Linked DNA regions of Homo sapiens: region 1 is linked to region 2. The links are chromatin loops, found by intact Hi-C in ENCODE. Cell type or tissue: dorsolateral prefrontal cortex. All regions are shown on one strand. Each heading gives the region's core, and the rest is flanking DNA. Links, peaks and the distances in the headings are about the cores only. Region 1 overlaps PRKCB (protein kinase C beta). Region 2 overlaps PRKCB (protein kinase C beta).

Region 1 (12,367 bases), core at 3,009-11,008, 93 kb before region 2:
GGCCAGGTCATCCCACCCCACTACAGCCCACCAGCAGCCCCTGAATGGGCCACAGCCCCCGCCCCTCCGAGTGGCTGAACACTGGGGCCAAGATTAAAGCTCCGCAGTTAGTTCCTTTCTCCTGAGTTCCCTCCTCAGTTCCCACTTTGTAGTTTAGGTCCACGTTTCTCAAAAAGAGCAGTTTTCCTTGAAATAGTATTTCTTCTTCTTTTCTTTTTTTTTTTTTTTATTGTATCTCGATGCTAGAAGAAAAATGGCACATAACAGAGATCCAGATACAAATGAACATTTCCACAAACATCTTGCAAAACAACATCAAAGTGAGGAATACAACCATCTTTGTTTCAAGAAACGGTGTCTTTTTCAGAGCACTTAATTAGCTTTCTGAAGCCAGTAACAAACCTAGATTTGTAACAAATCCCATTCCCACAGGCCTGAGTCTGCTAGGCTCCGCAGCCGTCTTCTTGGTTAAATCAAAGCAGGTCGTCATTGTGGTTAATAACATTTGAATACATATTTTAAAGCATGTGTAACAATGTGAGTCACCTTTTTTTTTCTTTTTTTTTCTTTTTTTTGCATTTGAACAACAACAGAAACAAAACCCCAAAGCAAATAAAGTTTGAAATGTAATGTAAAACCAGGGCCCTTTGGGGGCCTTGCTAGAGTGACTGTGTTGTTTCAGAGAGTGGTGCCAAATGCCCTTTTCAAGTAGTTTGGGGATGAGGGTGAGCAAAGACATAAAGTATCAGAAACTACAACACTGAGGTAGCACCCAAGCTGGTTGCCCTTTGACCCCTTGAAGTGCTTTTAGATTGAGACCGTCTAAAAGCACATTCTTGGAATTTTAGAACTTTGATCATCTTAACTTTGAGTTTACAAAAATAACAGATAACATTTTATTTTGAGCATGTTCTTTTCAAGGTCTGGTGCCTCCAGAACAGGTGAAATAGAGGGATTCCTCTTAGGCAAAGCAACCATACACTTGGATACAAGCCAAGCTCCAGGCCCGGAAGTGGAAGAGTACCGCTAACATCCAATTATCCACAGATTGGATGGTTGGGGGTGAATATGGCAGTGCAGAAAAAGAGGGAAAGAAAGCAGGCATTTTCTCTCCCCATTGGGTCTACTTAGCTGACATGCTGCGGAAAATAAATTGTAAGAGGACTTTGATAATGTGTTAATTATGCAGCTGCATTTTCCATAGGCCATCTGCATAATCCCATCTCATAGAGATGCTCCAAACTACCTGAGGACATTTGGGTTCTGAAACACTGTCACTCTAGTCTCATCAGAAAATCAAACATGGATGCAACTTGGCAATGAAAAACATAAAAATGTCACCACAATAGCCGTTGAGCTTGAATGACAGAAATGAAGGACGGAGATCTACACATCTACTTAGCTCTTGACTTCGGGTTTTAAAAATTCAGAGTTAACAAAGGAAAATCCTTCGAATTCTGATTGGTCAATATTCCTGATGACTTCCTGGTCGGGAGGTGTTAGGACTGGTGGATGGCGGGTGAAAAATCGGTCGAAGTTTTCAGCATTTCGCCCACACTATGAGAGGGGAAGAAAAGAACTTGTGGTGGGTGGGAAAAAAAACAAAAACAAAAGCCAAAATAAAACAGAACCTAGCATAATTGGGTGTGCTTTTCTCCATTCCCTTCCCTTTCAGAAACTCAGAGAGGTTGTTTCAAATGATCAGAAATGAGAGCAACATAAAATGCAAAATTCTCATGACCTTTGGTGCACGACCTTGGGTTCCCGACCTTCAGTTTTTGTAGCTCATGAGCTGCTCCTGGTGTCCTTCTGGCCAGTCAGGAGATGGATGGCAAAGGCATGAGATGGTGGGGCCAGAGGCATGTGGCATGTCCCCCCAACCCACCCCGAGAAGTCAGCCAAGCTCATCTGTTGGAAAACATGGGATTAAGGCACCTGAGATGTTTCAGGTGGTGCAAGATGCAAAGTAGTGACCCATTTATACATCACCTGGGAGATCCCAGTATTTATAGCAGCAGACCCCTCAAAGTGCTGTCCTCCAGCTCTCAATCAGGAGCAGTGGATGTTTTCCAACTCAACAGAATACAATTTATAAACTCCAGCCACTGGAGGAAGATCCCAGTGAAGATCTGGGTTTGATGCTTGCAACGCCTGGGCAACCACGAGGCCCCTGGTTAGCTGGATCAGTCACTGAACATCAAATGCAAGGTGCCAGGAGGTAAATTCAGCCATTCCCTCTTCAATTAGGAAGGAGGGATGTGGGAGGAAATACAAACCATTGTTTGGTGAAGCAATCAGGTTCTAGAGAGAAAACCATTGCCATTTCTCACCCATCCTGCTGGTGTTTCTATATTAAAAAGGCCCCCATCTGAGGCAGAGTTATAACACATATGTGTATGTACATGTCTGCAAATGTGTGCATGCATGCATGGGTGCTCACACCTGTACATGCTAATTCCCACCTAATGAGAAGGGGCAAACCGCTAATTTGGGGTTCCTTGTTCTTTGCCAGCAAAACCCATTTGCACAAAAGCTCTATGTGTTTTCAACACAGTATCTCTACGAGGTAACCACAACCTAATAGTATAATAGTAGTAGGAGTAATAACAATTATGACTGCTGATATTTATTATGCATTTGCTATATACCAGTGCAAAATGCTGTTTACTGGAAAGTTCTTTACTTGCATTACCTTATTTAATCTTCCCAATGGCCCTATGAAGTGGGCATTATTATGATCTCCATTTTATAGATGACGGAACTGAGACCACGGAGACTATGTAATTTGTTCATAATCTCAGCAAACCAATAGCAGAGCAAGATGAACCAGGTCCATCTGACATCAGAGCCCAAGTTCCTGGCTCCATTTTTACAAGTACAGTGACTGGGCGCAGTGGCTCACGCCTGTAATCCCAGCACTTTGGGAGGAGGAGGCGGGTGGATCACAAAGTCAGGAGATCGAGACCATCCTAGCCAACATGATGAAACCCCGTCTCTACTAAAAATATAAAAATTAGCCAGGCGTGGTGATGGGCACCTGTAGTCCCAGCTACTCAGGAGGCTGAAGCAGGAGAATAGCTTGAACCCGGGAGGCGGAGGTTGCAGTCGGCTGAGATCGCGCCACTGCACTCCAGCCTGGGTGACAGAGCGAGACTCTCTCTCAAAATAAATAAATAAATAAATAAATAAATAAATAAATAAATAAATATACAAGTACGGTGGCAGCCTGGTGGCTGACTAACTAATGAAGTGGGGAAGGGGCCAGCGGGAAGACAAGGATGGGGATGATGAAGTCTCTGGTTTGAATGACAGAGACTGTGGTTGTATGAACTGAGACAGAGAAAGTGTGAAAACTGAGAAAGATGATTAATTCCATTTTGGATAACGACTTTGAGAGGCCAATGAGAGTCCTGGTGATGACCAGAGGGAGTCAGAAGCACAGGTTCTGGGCCAGGCGTGGTGGTTCACACCTGTAATCCCAGCACTTTGGGAGGCCGAGGTGGGCAGATCACCTGAGGTCATGAGTTTGAGACCAGCCTGACCAACATGGCAAAACCCTGTCTTTAAAAAATTAGCTGGGCATGGTGGTGCATGCCTGTAGTCCCAGCTACTCAGGAAACTGAGGTGAGAGAATTGCTTGAGCCAGCGAGGTAGAGGTTGCAGTGAGCAGGGATTGTACCACTGCACTCCAGCCTGGGCAGTGATTGAGACCTTGACTCCAAAAAGGAAAAAAAAAAAAAAAAAAAAAAAAAAGGAAAAAAAAGCACAGGAGGAGAGAGGTCTTGAAAAACCTTTTTTTTTTTTTTTTTTTTAAAGCACAGAATATGGGGAGTGGAAAGAGATAACAAGAGTAATAAAAACCAGTGAGCACTTTCAATGAAACAGACATTTGCCAAGTGTTTTTGAATATATGACCTTTTTCATTCATGTAAAAACTCTGTGAAATAGGTGTTTTATTTCCATTTGCCCATGATAAAAATGCTCCTTAAAGTGTCTTAGGACAGCAGGAGGAGAACCAGGAGAGAACAGTATCAGCCAAGCTAAGGACTGGGAGAAACCCCAGGTGAAGGGCATTGGTATAACTAAAATATCTTTCAGAGGTCAAATAGGAGAGTTGCCGAAAAAGGATCATTGCAATTGGCAACTGGGGTGATACTGATGAGAAATGGAGGGCTGCCACTGAACTTCAGTTGCTGGAGGAGTGAAGGTACATTGAGAAAGTCAAGAGGTGCACGCTCTTCTTCAAAGCCTTTTTGTTGAGGGAAGCAGAAGTATTTGCTGTGCATGCAAGGGACTTAGGTCTCCAAGAGCCTCTGCCTCCTGCTCACTTCTTATCTGAGTAAAAGTGAGTCTGGGGCCGGGCGCGGTGGCTCATGCCTGTAATCCCTGAACTTTGGGAAGCCGAGGCGGGTGGATCACCTGAGATCAAGAGTTCGAGACCAGCCTGGCCAACATGGTGAAATCCCATCTCTACTAAAAATACAAAAAATTAGCCAGGCGTGGTGTCAGGTGCCTGTAATCCCAGCTACTCGGGAGGCTGAGGCAGGAGAATCACTTAAACCCAGGAGGCAGAGGTTACAGTGAGCTGAGATGGCACCATTGCACTCCAGCCTGGGCAACAAAAGGGAAACTCCATCGCAAAAAAAAAAAAAAAAAAGTGAGTCTGTAGACTGAATTCAAACCCTGGCATTATGCTACCCACTATCTGTGCAACTCTGGGCAAGTTCCTTAAAGTTTCAGTTTCCTCTTTTGTAAAATGGGAGCAATTTTAATTCCTATCACACTGGGGTTGTGATATGAGGATAAAATGAGAGAATGCAAGTAACAGGTACTGAGTATGTGATCAACGCATCATGGCTCCAAGTATTATTTAGTTCCCATTTTCTACTACAAATCCCTACAGACAGACAGCGTATGTTTCCTATAATAGGGCATTTGCATGGTGTTTAAGTTTTAAATACTAAGGAAACAGTCTTGAATTTTTAAAAGACTCTTGTCAGACTTAAGGAAACCTATTTGTCATTCCAAGCTAAATTGTTTCTGCTGTTTTTGTTATCTTGGCTTCAGGTCTCAGAAAATGAGAACTCTCTGACATAGTATGAAGACCTGGGGTCTTTTCTGCTGGCCAGTGGAGGGAAGCTCCCACAGAAGGATGACCCCTCGGTAAACTCACTGTGGTTAGAATTGTTGTCCAGATTCATTCATTTGTTTATTCATTTTCTCATTCAAGACGGATTTACTGAGCACCCACTACATGCCAGGCTCTGTGCTAGTAGAAAATGATACAAAATCCATGCTTCATGGAACTTACATTTTACTGGGGAAGAGAAGCAACAAACGAGACTGTAACTGTAAATGTGAATATATGTTTTAGTGCCAGAGGGAGATAAGTGATGTGAAGAAAAATAAAGCCAAGGCCGGGCAGGGTAGCTCACGCCTATAATCCCAGCACTTTGAGAGGCCGAGGATGGTGGATCACTTGAGCTCAGGAATTCATGACCAGCCTGGGCAACATGGTGAAACCCCGTCTCTACCAAAAATACAAATATTAGCTGGGTGTGGTGGTGCACACCTGTGGTCCCAGCTACTCAGGAGGACTGTGGTGGGGGGATCACTTGAGCCCAGGAGGCAGAGGTTGCAGTGAGCGGAGATCAAGCCACTGCACTCCAGCCTGGGCGACAGAATGAGACTCTGTCTCAAAAAAAAAAAAAAGAAGAAGAAAGTCCAGGGGATGGAGTGAGAGTGATGCCATTTTCAGCTTGGAGGAAATGGCCTTTGAGCAAGACCTCAGTGAAGTGAGAGAGGGTGCCCTTTGGATGTCGGGAGGAAAGGCATGCTAGGCAGAGGGAGCAGCAAGTGCAAAGGCCCCAAGACAGAGCTCACCTGGCACAGTCACCAAGCAGCAATGAGGTCAGTATGGTATGGCCAGAGCAGAGTGACCAAGGGGCCACACAGCGGGCCACGAGCCAGAGCAGGGTCCTTGATGGCCATGTAAGGACAGTGGATTTTCATCTCAGCTAGATGAGAAACTGCTGGAGAATGTTGAGCCCTGAATGATATGATGACGTATGTTTTGTTTTTATAATATTTCATTGTTTTAGAGACATGGTCTTGCTCTGTTGCCCATGCTTGAGTCAGAGGCATGATCACAGCTCACTGCAGCCTCAAACTCCTGGGCTCAAGCAATCCTCCCACTTTAGCCTCATGAGTAGCTAGGACTACAGGTGTGCACCACCACGCAGGACTAATTTTTTTTTTTTTGTAGACACAGGGTGTGTGTGTGGGGTCTTGCTATGTTGCCCAGGCTGGTCTCGAACTCCTATCCTCAAGTGATCCTCCCACCTCAGCCTCCCAAAGTTCTGGAATTCCAGGTGTCAGCCACCAAGACTGGCCCTGATTTACATTTAAACAGGATCACTGGTGTGGTGTACAAGGATAGATTAAATGAGCGGGGGACAATAGTGGAAACAGTACAACCAGTGAGGAGGTGGTTATGATAATCCAGTTAAGAATGATGGGGGCTTGAAGGAAGGTGATTGGTGGAGGGATGGAAAGATGCATTCGGATGTGGGGTATATTCTGAATTCAGAGTTGACAAGATTTGCTGATGGATTGGGTGTGGGGTATGTGAGGAAGAGAGGCATTGTTGGTGACCCTGGCATTTTTGGCCTGAGCTATTTAGTAAGAGAGGAACACGAGGAGGAGATCCTATTTGAGGGGGGAAATTTAGTATTTGCTTTCCTTTTTGATAAGTTCAAAATTCCAGAGGACACGTCAAGGAGTCCCCTCAGCTGCAGTGTGGGGATTGCAGAGGTTTGGGGAGCTAGATTGGTGGCCGTGGCATCGGGGAGAGACTGCCGCAGTCATCCACAGGAGAGGAATGGTGGCTTAGGACTGTAGAAAGGGGAGGCAGAGCAGACAACAAAGAGGTGATGGTGGCAGGGACTGCTGGTATGGCATCCTGGTGTGACTATAAGGCAGACCCGTGCGTGTTTTTCTTTGGCCTGGGTGTTGGAACCCAAGCCAGCCAGTCTAGGAAGCACATTTGCTGAGACACAGAGCATCTTCAGGGACCATTTTTCTTTAAAAACCATCAATTTCCCATCCACACCAGAAGGCTGTTTCTTCGCCTGGGCCTCCCCAGAGGCTGTGATGGGAGACAGTGAAACAGCTTCTGGCAGCTCCACAACCTCCCCCTCCCTCTCCCCACTCCCTCCTGCCTCAGAGAACAATGAAATCTTTAAGTGAGATAGCACAGAGGAGACACAAGAACAGGGATTAACCAAGGGGGTGCGATACAGAGGGAGCGTGATTTCCCTGCTAATCAGCAGCTTACAGGGCTGGCAGATCACAGCCTCCCTGTTAAGTGTTTCTGTGTTTTTCAAATGGAGCTGTCACTGACCATTAGCTTCAGGAGCGCTCCCTAAATGGAGACGTCAGCCCTTGGGAGACACAGCCCAGATCAGTTTCCTGCCTGCTGTGTCCTTGAAGTATGGGCAGCTCAGTGGCTGGGATCTAATTAAAAACGCACCATGGATTGCACCTGCCTCTCTGGCTTGTCTTGGGTGAACACTTCAGCCTCACTCAGCTTAAAAAAAAAAAGAAAATCCGACTCCCTTGTCATCAGGGTACATCAATGGGGCTCCTGGAACAGGAATGGGGGCCAGAAACCAACTGGGTTATTTAAACCACAAGCACCTCTTTCAGGATTAAGGAGAGGAGTAAGAAGGTTGATTTGTTGAATTACGCTCCTGAATTTAAGAATCTAGACAGTTTGAAAAGCTTATCTGTGACCTGTTACACGTAAGCTCTTTTTCTTTTTCTCTTCTCTTTTAATTTCTGTTTCATTGAATTAATAACAGAGTCTTGCTGTTGAATGTGGAGTTGGCTTGGTCACCACTGCCACAGGGATCTCTTTTTTGTTTTGTTTTGTTTTGTTTTTTGAGACAAGGTCTTGCTCTCTTACCCAGGTTGGGGTGCAGTGGCGTGATCATAGCTCACTGCCACCTTGAATTCCAAGGCTCAAGGGATCCTCTTGCCTTGGCCTTGTGAGTAGCTTGGGACCACAGCTGCACACCACCATGGCCAGCTAAAGGGATCTTTTAAAGACGCTGACTGGAGTATGCCATTTCCCTGCTCTTATCTGCAATAGCTCCCCATTGCCCAAAGCCCACACTCCTTAGCATGGCTTAAGGGGCCATTTAGGACCTGTTCCTGGACACTTGGTCAATGGCCCCTTCCCTGCCTGTGTCCCCCACCCCCTGAGACACCCTCCAGCCATACTGAAGTATTTCCAGTTCCTAGAACACTCATGAACTCTTGGAGGTGACTCCAGGCCCTTGCACAGGCTGCCTCCTCTGCCAGGAACACTTGCCTTCCACTCCTTCTCCACTCATCCAGCTATCTCCTGTGCATCCTTTCTGTCTCCAGAGCAGTGTCACTTCCTCCACGAGGTTTTCCCTGACCTGTCCTCTATACTCCTGGATTTACCCCATCAAAATACAGGGTGTTCATCAAAGAATCGTCAGAGGAAAGAAAAATTGGGAATCTACTATGGGCCAATAGGGAAAACAGTTAAATAAATAATGATACATCTATTTGATGTATTACCATGCAAAACATTCTTAAAAATTAAAAGAAGATGTAGAAGAATATTAAATGACATAGTTATATAATTACTAACAGTGTGTACAATATCTTCCCATTCTATAAATTATATACACAAATGTATACGTAATATCTGTACACATTTTATACACAGGCTTATGGAGATTCGAAGAATTACAGATGGTTTTAATTTTTTCCTTTTCCCCTTTATGCTTGATTATATTTTAAAAATTTACATAACAATCAGGTATTGTTATTATTATTTTGTAATAAGAAAAGAAGCTGTGAAAGCTATTTTAAATGAGACAGCAATTATCATGGAAGAAATTGAAAAATAGAAATAAAGAGAATGGGAGTATTTGGGTAAATTGTTAAGGTTAGCCTGATGCTACTTTAACATGCTTCATCTTAGTAAAACACTCTAAGGCAGCAGGAGGATCGCTTGAGGCTAGGAGTGTGAGACCAGCCTGGGCAACATAGCAAGACCCTGTCTCTACAAAAATTTAAAACTTCTCAGGGCATGACGCCACATGCCTGTAGTCCCAGCTACTTGGAAGGCTGAAGTTGGAGGATTACTTGAGCCCAGGAGGTTTAGACTGCAGCAAGCTATGATCGTGCCTCTGCACTTCAGCCTGGGTGACAGAGTGAGACCCTGTCTCAAAACAAAATGAAGCAAAAAAACTCTAAAACAAGTGGCTGCTTTGACGTGTATTTTGGTGCTAAGGGATAATAAGGAAGGCTAATATTTGGCTGTTGTAGATCCTCTGCCGAGCAGCATGCTGGACTCTGGCGATACATAAGAGGGTACCTGTTCTTGTCCCCGTTGAGCTTAAGATCTAGCAGAGGACACAGATGCACACACAGGCCACTGCATGGGACCATGGGACAGGTGCTGCCATTGAGCACAGAGGAAAGGAACCCAAGAAGGGCCAGGAACTCTGTCTGGAGGGAGTGACATCTCACTTGAGTGGGACCTGCAAGAGAGACATTGCTTCTTTGGAGGAGGAAAGGAAAGAGCCTGGAGAAGAAATGGAGGTAAAAAGAGGGCATGGACAAGGTAAGATGGTGGAGGAGAGGATAAGGCTCCTCCCTGCTGTCTGTTGCCTAGCCGACTTTGATAACATGAGGCTAGTGGCTCAGGGGAGCTACCTGCCCAGCCTCCATCAAGACACCAGGACACCTTCAGGTTAACAAGACCAGAAGGTCACGATGAAAAGACATCCAAGCTACATAGCCTAGGCAAAAAGACAAGCGCATCTTTCTTTTTCACATGTGCACATCCAGTGAAATGCAGGGTCGTTCCTATGCCTTCCAGTTTCCCACAGCCGAATACAGGAGGGACCCACTCCAGGGAGAATCAGATGCTCAAAGCTGCATACATATTTGATCATTTTAAAAAGTCATTTGTGGTCTGGGTTTTGGCAGAAAAAAAGAGAGATTTAAGTCTCCTTTTTCTGCTAATAATGAAGGTCCCTTACAATCAGGGATCTTTTATCTCTTATGTTTATTTAGGGAGGAAGTCAGTAGGAGAGGGGTCTTTTGTGTTTGATACTAAGTCTGTTTTGTTTTGCTCTTGCTTTTCTTAATTTTCATTAAAAAATAACATCCAGTGTTTTGATTTCCTCCAGATCTCAGTTTAAATGGCACCCTGTCAGAGAAGCTGTTCCAGACCACCTTCAAATAAAGAGGATTCTCATTCTTCCCTCCTGTTATTCTCTGTCAAGATATCCTGTTCATTTCTTTAACAGAAATAAAATCTGGTATATCTCAGTCTATAATTATTAATACATGTTCATTCTCTGTTGATTGTCTATGTTCTCATCTAGACTGTAAGCCACATGAGAGCAAAATCACATCTGTTTTATTCACCACTGCGTTTCTAGAACCCAGGGATGAAAAAAAATCAAATGGACAAATAATAGTGTATGTTAAGCACTAACTATGAGCCAGATACTGTGTTAAGTGTTTTGCAAGCTTTACCTCCTTTAATCCCCCCAAAAGCTCTATGAAGTCCTTGCTGTGCAATGAGAAAATGGGTTTAGTTTAAGTATCTGACCACGATTTGATCCTAGATTTGACAAGAGATCCAGACTCTTCTATCAGTCTCCTACATTTATCGCAGAAACAAACAAGCTATTAAAAAGCACCAAGATGCCAGGCATGGTGGTGCCATGCCTATAATACCAGCACTTTGGGAGGCCCAGGTGGAAGGATCACTTGAGATCAGGAGTTTGAGACCAGCCTGGGCAACATAGAGAGAACCTGTCTCTACAAAGAATTTTTTAAAAATTGGCCAGGCATGGTGGTGCATGCCTGTGGTCCCAGCTGTTCAAGAGGCTGAGGCACGGGGAATCCCTTGAGCCCAGGAACTGGAGGCTGCAGTGAGCTATGACTGTTCCACTTCACTTCAGCCTGGGTAACAGAGTAAGACCCTGTCTCTAAAAAAAAAAAAAAAAAAAAAAGGAATTATAATAATAATTTTTTTTTTGAGATGAAGTCTCACTTTGTCGCCCAGGCTGGTGTGCAGTGGCACGATCTCGGCTCACTGCAACCTCCACCTCCCGGGTTCAAGCGATTCTCCTGCCTCAGCCTCCCAAGTAGCTGGGACTACAGGCACCCATCACCATGCCCAGCTAATTTTTGTATTTTTAGTAGAGACGGGGTTTCACTATGTTGGCTAGGCTGGTCTCGAACTCCTGACCTCGTGATCTGCACGCCTTGGCCTCCCAAAGTGCTAGGATTACAGGCATGAGCCTCTGTGCCTGGCCATAAAAAATTTTAAAACACACAAAAGAATCCTTCTTAATCCCGCCACCCCAAATCTCTGTATTATGTTAACATCTTGGTTTGTATCCTAGATGGCTGGATGAATAGATGAATGGATGTTTTTTAGTTTTTAGACAAAGGTGGAATCATGACTCTGTTCTTTTGCTTGCTTTTTAAAAGAAACTAGATGAAATACACTCTAAACATCTTCCCATGTCAACAGAATATCATTTTTTTTCTTATCTATTCTTCACCATTCATCCTAAACCCACATTGTTGGCTTCAAGTAAACTCACCCTCAAATAGTAATTATCCCTTCTATTTGCCTATCTTTTTATAGCTTTGATTCCCACAAGGCTGTGAGATAGGCAGGAAAAGGATTATCTCTACTTAACAGATAATTTTAAGAGTTAACAGTTTGTTCAGGGTCATATAGGGTCAAGTAGGAGAGCCAAGATCCAGAGCCCATCTGTTCAATTCCAAAGCCCATGGGCTTTCCATTACATCCCATTGCCTCATACTATGTATCTGATTGTGTGGCACGGACTTAAAAGTTAAGCTAACCTGGGTACCAATCCTGGCTCCAACAATTCCCAGCTATACAACCTTCAAGCAAGTTAGCTAAGTCCCCTAAGCTCAAGTTTCTTGTAGGGTGTGGCGAGAATGACTTGATAAAATTCACATCAAATACTTAACATGGTAGCTGGTGGTTACTGCTGAGGGCTGACTGACCCATTCATGTCCAGTGAGTAAGTCTGACAGGGCTGTGCTCTGGCTTGAAAGAGGTCCTGTACGCTCTGCCAAACCCTAAATTCCTACCCATATTCCCATCCCAATTACAAGCAGAATGAGGACCTGCCAGTGCTACTTTAGACATAGAACAGAAACCTTCCCACTTAGCCTGGTGCATCACGGCAGGAAGCTACAAGACAAAGCCAGGCCCTGGGGCTCCCAGTTAGAGGAAGTGAGAAAAAGACGTGTACCCTGGGAAGAA
Region 2 (12,367 bases), core at 2,664-10,663:
ATCATTGCTAGGGTGCTTCTTCTCTGCAATGTAGCTTCATTCTCCTTTCACTCCCCTGGATGTCCCAGGCCCCTCCAACCACAGGGCCTTTGCACCTGCTGCTGCTACTGTGGTACAAATGGCTATTCTCTCCCCTTCAGCAACCCAGCTTGGGGTTCACATTTTCATGGCTCAGGGAAGCCCTCATCGATTCTCTCTGTCTGCACTAGGTTCTCCTCTGATTTTCTTCCTTCATCCACTTCTCTTCCCATAAATACTGGAGGATAACTGCCTGTTCACTTGTTTCCTTCCAATAAATTGGAGACTGTTGTGGACACGGAATATTTCTCATTCTCCATGGTTTTCCTGACAACTAGTATAGTTCCCAACTAAATATTTGTTGCATAAATGGATGAGTGAGGGCCACGTGTGTCCTCAGTGCAATGGGAGAGGGACTCCTTGCCATGAGCTGTGGAATGGGGCTCAGAGTGGCAGCAGGTGCTTTGGAATGAGGCAAAAACTGGAAGCCATGAGTGGGAGACCTGCAGCTGCCAGGACTTCGTTACTGGATTCACGTTTAGCAGAGAGAAAACTGTGGAGTTAAAAGCTCATGTGTGGCTGGGCACAGTGGCTCACACCTGCAATTCCAACACTTTTTGATGCTGAGACAGGAGATTCGATTGAGGATAGAAGTTTGAGAACAGCCTGGGCAACATAACAAGACCCTGTCTCTACAAAAATAAAGAAAGTTAGCCAGGCAAGGTGGTGTGCACCTGTCATCCCAGCTACCTGGGAGGCCAAGGTGGGAGGACTGCTTTAGCCCAGGAGTTAGAGGCTGCTGTGAGCTATAATCACACCACTGCCCACCAGCCTGGGTGACAGAGTGAGATCCCATCTCTCTCTCACTAAAAAAAAAAAAAAAAAAAGCCTCGTGGTAGAATCCTCTGACATGAATCAGCTGTGTGGCCCAGAATACATCAGTTAAGTCATAACATTCCTCTGCCCAATATATATACCATCCCATTATTCTCAAAGTAAAAGCCAAAGGCCACAGATGACTGAGCCCCTCTGATTTCAGCCTCCTTTCTACTTCCGCACTGGCCTCCTTGCTGCTCTCTGAATGCACCAAACATGCTCTTACCCCAGGGCCTTTGCACCTGCTGTTCCCTCTGCTCAGAGCACTCTTTCCCCAGAACTCTCTCACCTCTGATAAGAGGGCTCTTCCCTGAACACCCTACATAAAATTGCTCTCAGCAATCTCCATCCGCCTTACTTACTTGATTTTCTCTAAAACACTTGTCACCATCTTACAAACCATATATTTACTTGTTTCCCAATTTATCATCTTTCTCCTTATACCAGAATGTAAGCTCCCCAATGGCAAGGATTTTGTCTGTTTTGCTTTCCACTGTTTCCCTGGTACCTAGAGGAGTATGGCACAGAGAAGGCACTTAATTTGCATTTGGTGATTGAAGCTTCCTAAACATTCATCACCTTTTCAAGACATGGAGATGATGACATGAAATGATGTATCACAGAGTCCTTAGTATCATTCCTGGCACACAACACATGCTCAGTGAATGGTAGCTATTATTATTGTTGCATTATTTGGTTGCTTTGAAGATAAAGAGGCAAAATAAATCTTTCCAAAGTTTTGAATATCAGGGAAGATTCATTCATTCATTCAAAAAACATTTATTGAGGCTGGATGTGGTGGCTGATGCCTGTAATCACAAAGCTTTGGAAGGCTGAGGCAGGACTGCTTGAGGCCAGGAGTTCAAGACCAGCCTGGGCAACACAGCCAGACCCTATCTCAAAAAAAAAGTTTAATTAGCTGGACATGGTGGCAGTGGGCCTGTAGTCCCAGCTACTTGGGAGGCTTAAGGCAGGAGAATCCCTTAAGCCCAGGAGTTGGAAGCTGCAGTAAGCTCTGATCACTGTATTGCACTCCAGTCTGGGCAACAGAGCAAGACTCTGTCATAAACAAACCAACAAACAAATCAAAAATTCTTGTTGAGTACCTGCTACATGCTAAGTGCTCCTCTAGGTGCTGAGGATACATCAGAGGGCAAAATGGATACAGATACTCTGAAAAAACGTGCATTCTAGCTGGGATTGGGTCCTCCATACTGTGTCCAAAAGGTATGTTGGGGTTGCTGAAGTAGATAAACTGGTATTGGCAGCAGGAACAGCATTTATGGAACAGAGGGGAAGACACATTCAAGGAATGAAACATCGTCTGGCTGGATCATGAAATGCAAGGCAGATATGGCACAGGAGGCAGACAAAGTGTTGAAAGGACCTTAAGAAATTCAGGCTGACTATGAGCATGACAGACAGCCTTTGAAAGGTTTGAAGCAGGGCTATGGTATGACCATACATATTTAACAGGTCACTCTGAGTGGAGAGGAGACCCCCCAGCACGTGGGCTGAGTGATCACTAGGAAGTCACTGCATTATCAAGGAGAGAAATGATGAGCCAGGCATGGTGGTGTGTGCCTGTAGTCCCAGCTACGCGGGAGGCTGAGGTGGGAGGATCCCCTGAGCCCAGGAGTTGGAGGTTGCAGTGAGCCATGATTGCACCACTGCACTCCAGCCTGAGTGATAAAGGGAGACCCTGTCTTAAAAGAAAAAAAAATGATGGACTCAGTTGTCTGCAGTGTAGACTGAACAAAGTGGATCTATTTGGGAGACAGACTGACCCCAGATGGGTAGCAGATTGGGCAAGGGAGAAGGGAGATTGGAGATGAAGGACAGCTCCCCAGCCTCTGTTCTGACCAACTGGCAGGATGCTGGTTGTTTCCACTGAGATGAGAAGAAGCGGAGGAGGAGCAAGTTTGGAAGTGTGGGGAAGAGGGTGGGCAGAGATGACCGGTGTGATTTCAGGCATGTTGAGATCCCCTCTTCCCCACAGCAGCTTAAAACTTCAAGGTTTATTTCTCCCTCATGGGGTGCATATTCCACTGTTACCATATAGGAACCATGGCTAACAAAGCATCCGCCATTTTCTCTTTATTCATGTTTTGAAACTTGAGGTGGGCACCGCAAAGTGCACCAATCTCACGTGCACAGTTCTGTAGATTTTGACAAATGTGCACACCCATGTAACCCAAACCCCAAACAAGACGCGGAACATTTCCATCACCCTCCAAAAGTTCCCAGTCGACGCCCCCCGCAACCCCCGCCACTAAGGCAATCTCTGTTCCAGTTTCTATCCCATAGGTCAGTTTTGTCTGTTCTTGAATTTCATCTGAACAGCATTGTAGAGTGTGTACTCTTGTGCCTGGCTTCTTTCACTCATCAAAATGTTCTTGAAATGCATCCATGTTTTTGCATAAATCGGTAATTTGTCTCTTTGTATTGCTGAATGGCACTCATTGTTGATGTTTATCCCGTCTCCTGTGTACAGGCATTTGAGTTGTTTCCCCTTTCGGCCTACTAACAACGCTGCTGTGAATATACTTGGTCAGTTTACTTTGCAGTAAGATATGTTGAGGTTTAACCCAAGTGTAAATACCCAGTAAGCAGTTGTATACATGGGTTTGGGGCTTGAGCAAAGATATCTGGACTGGAGACAGAGATTTGGGGTGTAGAGGCAACGAGGGGGTAGTTAAAACTACAAGGTCATCTTATTTGCAATGGAAACTGCAAACAAAAGAGCCAGGGTAGGACAGAAGCCGTCTCACCTTTCTCGGGCTATGTCCTCACACCCTCCTAAATCATCACCCCCAAGCTGGCCTGACCCAAACACTTTCCCTACTCCCCTCCCTGCTGCCCCATCACCTTAGCACCATGTGTCCTGCCTTCTTTGAATCCTGGCTCAGGACCCATCTGATTCACAGTCTCCATTCTCCAGACTGTGAAGATCCAAGTCCTGCCTGCCCCAGTTCCCATTTCCCATCCTGGGAACTTTCCCATCCACCTGCGGGTCCCAGCACACACTCCCCATGAAACGTGAGCACGGACCTCAAACTTCCTGATTTCTTCATTTGACTTTGCGTAGTGGACAGATAAGGACTTTTTTGGGGGGGTGGGAAGAGGGGTTGATTTTTTCCTTGTCCTTCAAGGAGCAGCTAACAGCCTCATCCCTCAGCACTAGAAACTCCCTTCTCTCCTCTGAATCTGGGGCTGGCACCCCTCTTTCCTCCCTCCCTCCCAGCTTGCTTTTATAACTTTTCTCATGGGCATGTTAATTTAACTTCTAGAATCTAGATCAGAAGTCTAATAACCCTGGAAAAAAAAAAAAAGAAGTCTGATAACCCTGTTGGTCTGGTCTGCACAGAGTTTGTTGTCATTTTAATATTTAATTAGTTGCCAACTGTTGAAAATTTGGAGATATGAAAACCCAGATCCCCAGCTTCTTTTGAAGAAGGGGATCTGCTAACACTGGGTGATGCCAAGCTCTTTCGCCTTCTTGTTGTTTGCCTGGCTCCTGAAAACACCTGGGTTTGTGGCCCCTACTCAGTGAGCCTTCAGAGGACAGGAGCCCTGTCCTTTGTCCTTTGAAATATCCCATTGTTCCAAGGGGACAATGCCTAGCACACACTGCATCAAAGAGCGAACATTTTAAAATTGAGGCACAAATTAAACTCGTCCTTTATCTTGCTGTGTGGGATGTGCTTTCAGAAACAGGAATACACTAATGGTTGCCTTTTCATGTCTGCGATTTAGAGCCCTAGAACTCAATGCTAAGAGAGAAAGCAAATAGCATTTCTGAGCAAAGAGCCAAGCCACCTTCCAGACAGCACGAGGGGACAGTGGAGAAGCCCTGGCAGCCAGACTCTGGGCTCCACTCCCGATGATGAATGCCTGTCCTGGCTAAAACTGCAGATTCCTCTGCCACTCCACCCCTACAAGGAACTACTACAGGCACTCCCAGCTACCCAGCAGTGGGGCAGGGACCTCTGTAGGCTAGGAGTCCCTGTAGATTTTCCCTAACCTCCAAGCAGCCCTTCCAAAGCCCAGAAAGAGGATGTTCTGAGCTTTATTTATCCCGAAGGGGGAGACAATAATTATAACAACCACCATGATGCTAGCATCTAACATCTGGATATGTATGACATGTGAGACACTCTGCTAAACGCATTACCTCATTCAATCCTCACATAACCTCATGAGGTAAGAAGTGCTATAATTCCCCATTTTACAGGTAGGGAATCAGAAGCTCAGAGAGACAAAGCAACTTGCTTACAGCCACTCAGCAAGGAGGTGGCAGAACTGGGATTCAAATCTAGGCAGTCTGGCTCTCAAGCAATCACACTTAACCATTAGGCTACATTGCACAGGTACAATCGCTGGTGTTCCTCCAAGACACCACCAGCATGCTGCTCTCTACACCTAGGGCTGCTAACAGCAAACACCTGTGATTCTTTGCCTGTAGCTTATTTTCTGGTTATAGGAGCGGGCACAGCGCACAGGGCACATTGAAAGTGCGGGTGAGTGGATTTCCCTGGGAGCAGCCCTTAGCCTGCAACGGAAGGGGAGCCGACGGATAACCCCTCAGCTTCCTGTCCCTTGATTGGGAAATTCTGAGGCATGCATTCCGCGCTGACTTGAGAGTTCTCCAGCAGGGTTAAACCCTAGCTGCCCACAGCAGTAGTCTGCTTGATAATACTTACTTTCCTGGTTTCCCACCTTTTCTGGCAATGCTTCCTTATTAACTTATGGTGCTTCCAGGATCACCTCTCAAATAAAGTACTTGCACTTGAATCCTTATAGTCTGTTTCTGGGAAAACCCAAACCCAGGACAATGACTGGCTCTGGGACCTTATAAAGTTACTTAAACCTCTGTGGGCTTCAGTTTCTTCATTTGTAAAAGTAAAATAGCGTGATAATAGTACCTACCATTCTAGGTTGTTGTAAGGATTAAATTACCTGAGTTAATATTTGCAAAGCACTTAGAATCATAAATGGCACACAGTAAGCACTTTGTTATACAAATAAATTTTAAGACTCTGAGAAATCCCACTGTGCGCCATCCAAAATGGAGTCTTCTTTTCCAAAGCCCACGGTCGACTGAAAGCCCCCTAAGCAAACAGCCAGCTCTGATGTTCTGAAGTATACCACGTGTGGTAACTGCGCCAAGCTCACACTACCATGAAATTCTATTACCCCAATTCTAGCAGCTCGATTTTACTGTCACTCAGAATTCCTCCAGATAAGAGGCTTGAAAGTAATTTCTGAGTCATTCCGGGTGCTAATTGGTTATCGCCCAGGGATTACATTTCTCATGTTCAAGGTCAACTGAAATTCCTCTGTGAGCCTGAGAACAATTTTCGGTCTGTTGGAAACATTTTTTTAAATCAACAAGTACAGTATGCAGCGATTATAATTCAGGCATAAACAAGCATTTGCAGGCTCTTGCTAGAAAGAAAGGGACACAATTTCTTGCATGCGGATAAAACAGTCTCCTATTCCAAGCCAATTACTGGCCCAGACAAATGCTCTGTTTGTGTAGCAAATCTTTTCCTTGGTGTTCTGAAATGTCACCCCAGCTGCCCCAGGACAGAAAAAAATCATTTTGCAAAACTGAGACTTGGTTATATACAAGAAAATACTGGCCTTGTGTTTTTCACCCGTAATAGTACATTTCTATAACAGCAGCAAATGATACCACTTCATCAGCAAGTTGGGGGAAAGAGACAGAAAGTGTTCTCTGGAAAGACTGCCTTCCTGTCTTAATTTTTATCAAACAGTATCCAGTTTTTAGTTCTACTTGGAGGGAAGGTTCTTTTTTCAGTTCACTTGGGCTTGAGTCCAAGACTTTGGGAACAAGCCTCTGTTATCAAGGTCACTGGAGAATGACTGATAAGCTCAAGGCCAATGTGTCTGTTCCACTTGTTCCCAGGAAGGGAGGACCCCACTGGGTCAGAACTATCACTATCTTCCAGCATGTCGGGTGGGCATAGGCTCAAGACAAGGAATTTGGGAATACGTAAGTGCTATTTCTTTTTTTATTTTTTTTTAAATATATATTTTTTAATAATAGAGGTAGGGTCGCTATGTTGCTGAGGCTGGTCTCGAACTCCTGGGCTCAAGCAATCCTCCTGCCTCAGCCTCCCAAAGTGCTGGGATTATAGGCATGAGCCACCGTGCCTGGCCCCTAAGCGCTATTTCTATCAAGTTGAGGGGAGAACAAACTTGATAGTTTGTTTCTTTCAACAAACAAACTTGTCCTTTATCTTGCTGTGTACGATGTGCCCTCAGAAACAGGAATACACTCACTAATGGCTGCCTTTTCATGTCTGCAATTTAGAGCCCTAGAACTCAAAGCCCCGTAACCAAACAGAGGCAACCAACTCTGACGTACTGAAATATACCACGTGTGGTAACTGGGCTCTTGGGATAAATGCTAAAATCCTTGGGATATCACGCCTGTAATCCCAGCACTTGGGAGGCCGAGGCAGACGGATCACGAGGTCAGGAGATCGAGACCATCCTGGCTAACATGGTGAAACCCCATCTCTACTAAAAATACAAAAAATTAGGCAGGCGTGGTGGTGGGCACCTGTAGTCCCAGCTACTCGGGAGGCTGAGGCAGGAGAATGGCGTGAACCCAGGAGGTGGAGCTTGCAGTGAGCCGAGATCTCACCAGTGCACTCCAGCCTGGGTGACAGAGAAAGACTCTGTCTCAAAAAAACAAAACAAAACAAAACAAAATCCTTGGGATAAATGCTCTTGGGTAAATGCTCTTGGGATAAATGCTAAAATCTTTGGGATAAATAGTCTTGGGAAAAATGCTCTTGGGTAAATGCTCTTGGGATAAATGCTATCCTTGGGATAAATACTCTTCGGATAAATGCTAAAATCATCGGGATAAATACTTTTGGGATAAATGCTCTTGGATAAATGCTCTTGGGATAAATGCTAAAATCCTTGGGATAGATACTCTTTGGATAAATGCTCAAGTCCTTGGGATAAATACGCTTGGGATAAGTGCTCTTGGGTAAATGCTCTTGGGATAAATGCTAAAATCCTTGGGATAAATATTCTTGGGATAAATGCTAAAATCCTTGGGATAAATACTCTTTGGATAAATGCTAAAATCATTGGGATAAATACTTTTGGGATAAATGCTCTTGGATAAATGCTCTTGGGATAAATGCTAAAATCCTTGGGATAAATACTCTTGGGATAAATGCTAAAGTCCTTGGGATAAATACTCTTGGGATAAATGCTAAAATCCTTGTCAAGGCCAGCACAGCCCTACGTACTGTGACTCATGCCTACTTCCTCAGCCTTTCCTTGGACTCTCTTTGGCTTTCTCTGCTCTACCCAGGCTGGTCTTCTTTCAGTCTCACATTGCTGCTATATAACCCCCAACCACAGGGCCTTTGCACATGCTGTTTGCAGAACAGAATACATTTTCCCCTCTTTTTACATGGTAAACTTCCATTGCTGTTTCCTTCCTGACACCTCCCCATTCTCTCAAACTACGTGACATTTCTCTTGTACATGTTCTCAAGGTACCTGACCTCTCTTTCCCAGGACTTTACATGGTCTTTACACGTTTTTTTTTTATTTGTGTGTGTCATTATTTGATGAATAACAATAATAAAAATTAATTTCATTTTAGCTATGCTATTATATACATTTTTGGGGAGTTAGTAGGCCATCATGGTTTATCTAGAATTGATCATCTCCCACCAGACTCAGTGTATTGAGTTTGTGGGAACAAAATAATGTGCTTTTCCTCAGGAAACTACTAAAATCACTCAATGCACATATAATGTAAGTATTCAAACCTATCTTCCCCCAAACATTTTCTTTGTAAAGCAAGGATGTGTCCTATACACCTGCTGCTCTTAGGTAGCTGAAAATGGTGTTTATTTGTCCCCGTAGAAGGAAAGGGATTTATTTCAGGTAGGAGCAGAGCCAGCAATGTAACTCAAGGTCACAGCCAAGGGCTTTCCATTTGATAAAACTATTCTCTGGGAAGATCTACCCCCAGGGTATTTCATGAAGTCATTAGCACAATCAATTCCATTCGTTAACTATATAGCATCATTCTGTCAATAGAGCCAATCCAGATTCCATCCATCAGCAAGCCTAGTTGACTCAGCCTCCAAAATATATCACTTCTCTGTCTACTTATTTTTTTTTTTTTTGAGATGAAGTCTCGCTCTGTTGCCCAGGCTGCAGTGAGCCGAGATCGCACCATTGCACTGCAGCCTGGGCAACAGAGCATTACTGATCATGCAGTGGCACAATCTTGGCTCACTGCAGCCTCTGCCACCCAGAGAAATTCTTGTGCCTCAGCCTTCCGAGTAGCTGGTATTACAGGCGTGCACCACCATGCCTAGCTAATTTTTTTGTATTTTTAGTAGAGACTGGGTTTAACCATATTGGCCAGGCTGGTGTCCAACTCCTGACTTCAAGTGATCTGCCTGCTTCAGCTTCCCAAAGTGCTGGAATTACAGGTGTGAGCCACCGCACCCGGCCCTCTGTCTACTTCTTTCATTCACCATGACTACCATTCCAGTCCAAGTCACCATCAAAATGGTGGGCAGTGAATGAGCACTTTTGAAGAAATGTCTAAGCCTGAATGCAGACAGGGAAGCAGGAATAACTTCATAAGGCAAGGGCATTTAATTGGGGTCTTGAAGGATTAATCAGAGTTTTCTAGGAGATAAAACAACCTTGCAAAGGCTCAGAGTCATGAAAAGTCTTAGTAGAAACCATGCCATAAACAGGAAAATCAGCACAGCAGCAAACCTAACTGGTTCCCACTGATGAAAGAAAGGAGATGAAGAAAGAAGAGAGAGACAAGAGAGAGGAAGAGAGAGAGAAAGGGGAGAAAGAATGAAAAGAGAGAGGAAGGAGGAAGAAAGAAAGGAAAGGGGGGAGGGAGGGAGGAAGGAGGGAAAGAAGGAAGGGAGGAAAGGAAGGAAGGAAGAAAGGAAGAAGGAAGGAGAGAGAAAGAAACAAAGGAAGGACAGAGAGAGAAAGAAAAGAAAGAATGAGAGGGAAAGAGAAAGAGAGAGGAAGGAAGGCAGGAAGGAAGGAAGGAAAAAACAAAGAAAAGGGGGGTAAAGAAAGCAAGCAAGAAAGAAAGCAAGACAGAAAGGAAGAAAGCGAGAAAGCAAGCAAGAGAAAGCAAGAGAGAAAGGAAGAAAGCGAGAAAGCAAGCAAGTAAGCAAGAAAGAAAGAAAGGAGAAAGAAGGAAAGAAAAGAGAGAGGAAGAAGGAAGTAAGGAAGGAGAGAAAAAAGAATAAGAGAGAAAGAGAAAGAAAGAGGAGGGAGCAGGAGGAAAGAAGGAAAAAAGAAAGAGAAAAAAGAAAGAAGAGAAAAAGAAAAGAAACCTCACCTCAAATTTCTGCCGCAGTTCTTCATTGGCCTCACTTCCTTCTGGTGGCACAGGCACATTGAAGTACTCGCCTTCCTCCTGGCTCAGTAACTTAAACCTGAAGGGAGACAAGGGGGTGGGACACATTTCATGACTCGACTCGGTATTATTTTATTGATCAGCATATGAAAAGGAGGCCTATATAAAGCTCTACTTGAAAAAATATACGTTGAGGGTTTTTTGGTTTGTTTTGGTTTGTTTTTCAGTATGTTGGGTGGGGGTAGTGTGCATGGTACACTACCAGGTACACTATGTATTTTTGTAACTCTTCCATGGACAGCAGAAAAAAAATGTATATCACATGTACATAGGAGGCAAAGTTCTCACTCTCTCTCTATACACACTTACACAGTTTTCTTAGTTATATCGTTAAATTACTGTATATTTTTACCTACTTTTTGTCCATTAAGTAGTTTCTTATTCTGAAAGAATGCTATGAAGATCCCTCATCGTAAATTTCTTGTTGTTGTTGTTATTGTTGTTGTTGCTTTTAGAGATAGGGTCTCACTCTGTCACCCAGGCTGGAGTGCAATAGTGCAATCACAGCTCACTGAAGCCTCGAGCTCCTGGGTTCAAGCGATCCTCCTGCCTCAGCTTCCTGAGTAGCTGGGGACTATAGGCATGTGCCACCATGCCCAGCTAATTAAACAAAAAAAAATTTTTTTGTAGAGATGGGAGTTGGCTATGTTTCTCAGACTAGTCTTGAATTCCTGACCTCAAGTGATCTTCTCACCCTATCCTCCCAAATTGCAACCCCCACTGCCTGACTGTAAATACACTCTTGTCATGCTCTTCCAGCATTTCTACCTTTCACCCTACATAGGGTGCATAGGGTGCCACTTTGCCATCCTGGCACTCAACTGCATTTAGGTGACCATGGACTTGACTTCATGATGCTATTTTCTCTGCAAAAGTTTTCCCAAAATGTGCTGTAGTCAGCCTTTTTGAGAAACGGCATCCCTTAGTGGTTAAGCGCACAAGCCCTGGAGTCAAACCATGTCTGGGTGCAAATCTCATCTCATAACCTTAGACAGGCTGGTTAGCCTCTCTGGGCCTCTGTTTTTCTCATCTATAAATTGGAATACAAATTCCTTTTTCATAGAATTCTTGTGAAATTGAAATGTAATGACGCATGTAAAATGATAAGCACAGCACTTGGCATTCAGCAAGTATTCAATTAGTGGCATCATCATGATTATTATTACTGTGACTAATGTCATTATTATTATTTTAGAGACAGGGCCTTGTTCTGTCACCAAGGCTGGAGTGCAGCAGCACAATCATAGCTCACTGCAGCTTTGACCTCCTGGGCTCAAACAATCCTCCGGCCTCAGCTTTCAACTAGCTGAGACTAAAAGCACATCCCACCACACCTGGCTGTTTTTTTTTTCTTTTTTTTCTTTTCTGGCAGAGATAGGGTCTTGCTATGTTGCTCAGGCCAGTCTTGAACTCCTGGGCTCAAGCAATCCTCCTGCCTCAGCATCCCAAGTAGCTGAGATTATAGGCACATCCCACCATGCCCAGCTACTACTAATATAATAATAAACATGGGGGCTTCAGTTTGTTTCTTGACCACAAAGATTTTTTCATCTAGTAAGAGGATGAGATGAGTGTGAGGAAAGAAAAGGGACATTCTAAAAGCATTTGAATCAGTGGGAAAGAAAAAAGACCCCAAAACTCCTCGCTCTCAAAGATCATTCCTAACCAAAGTTTAAAATTTTCATCACAATGTTTTCTCTCCATTCACGAATCTTCTTACGCAGCTTCCAAAAATGGGCTAGGTGATTCAAAGCAGAGAAGACAATTTGAGCCTCTACGCCTCCACATTTAATATTCCAAATTTTCTTCCAAAATTCCACGGAAATTACCAAAAGAAATATAAAAACAAGAGAGCATCTGTATCTTTGCTGGAAATCGAGAAGGGTGCTATCCACACAGCAGGGACTTCCAGGGATTCCTACAAATTAAAGTAATAGAAAGAAAACAGAGCTATTTTGGGTAAACTTTAACTTTATCCATTCAGATGCTACCTTTGTGGATTTT

The links. Peaks named below come from ENCODE experiments on the same cell type or tissue, not always from the same donor. Only the 100,000 strongest peaks of a DNase experiment are listed, where the experiment ranks them.
Region 1: it touches region 2 in a loop (2.7-fold over the local background); 2 of 110 quality-filtered maps call a loop at or near these places.

What each region holds. Positions count from the first base shown.
Region 1 is chr16:24,203,848-24,216,214 of GRCh38, reverse strand. PRKCB (protein kinase C beta) reads right to left here. Exons shown (of 17, transcript NM_002738.7): 17 at 1-1,557. The coding sequence ends at 1,399. Among named protein-coding and RNA genes, the nearest start is that of MIR1273H, 6.9 kb to the right of the region's middle. RefSeq lists an enhancer at 7,071-7,630. In dorsolateral prefrontal cortex, for the core only: no CTCF peak of the experiment used is centred there; DNase peaks (open chromatin) are centred at 4,376 and 7,244; H3K4me3 peaks cover 1,214 bases; H3K27ac peaks cover 2,248 bases.
Region 2 is chr16:24,110,988-24,123,354 of GRCh38, reverse strand. It overlaps PRKCB (protein kinase C beta), which reads right to left. Exons shown (of 17, transcript NM_002738.7): 8 at 10,286-10,382. Among named protein-coding and RNA genes, the nearest start is that of MIR1273H, 86 kb to the left of the region's middle. In dorsolateral prefrontal cortex, for the core only: no CTCF peak of the experiment used is centred there; no DNase peak of the experiment used is centred there; H3K27ac peaks cover 4,633 bases.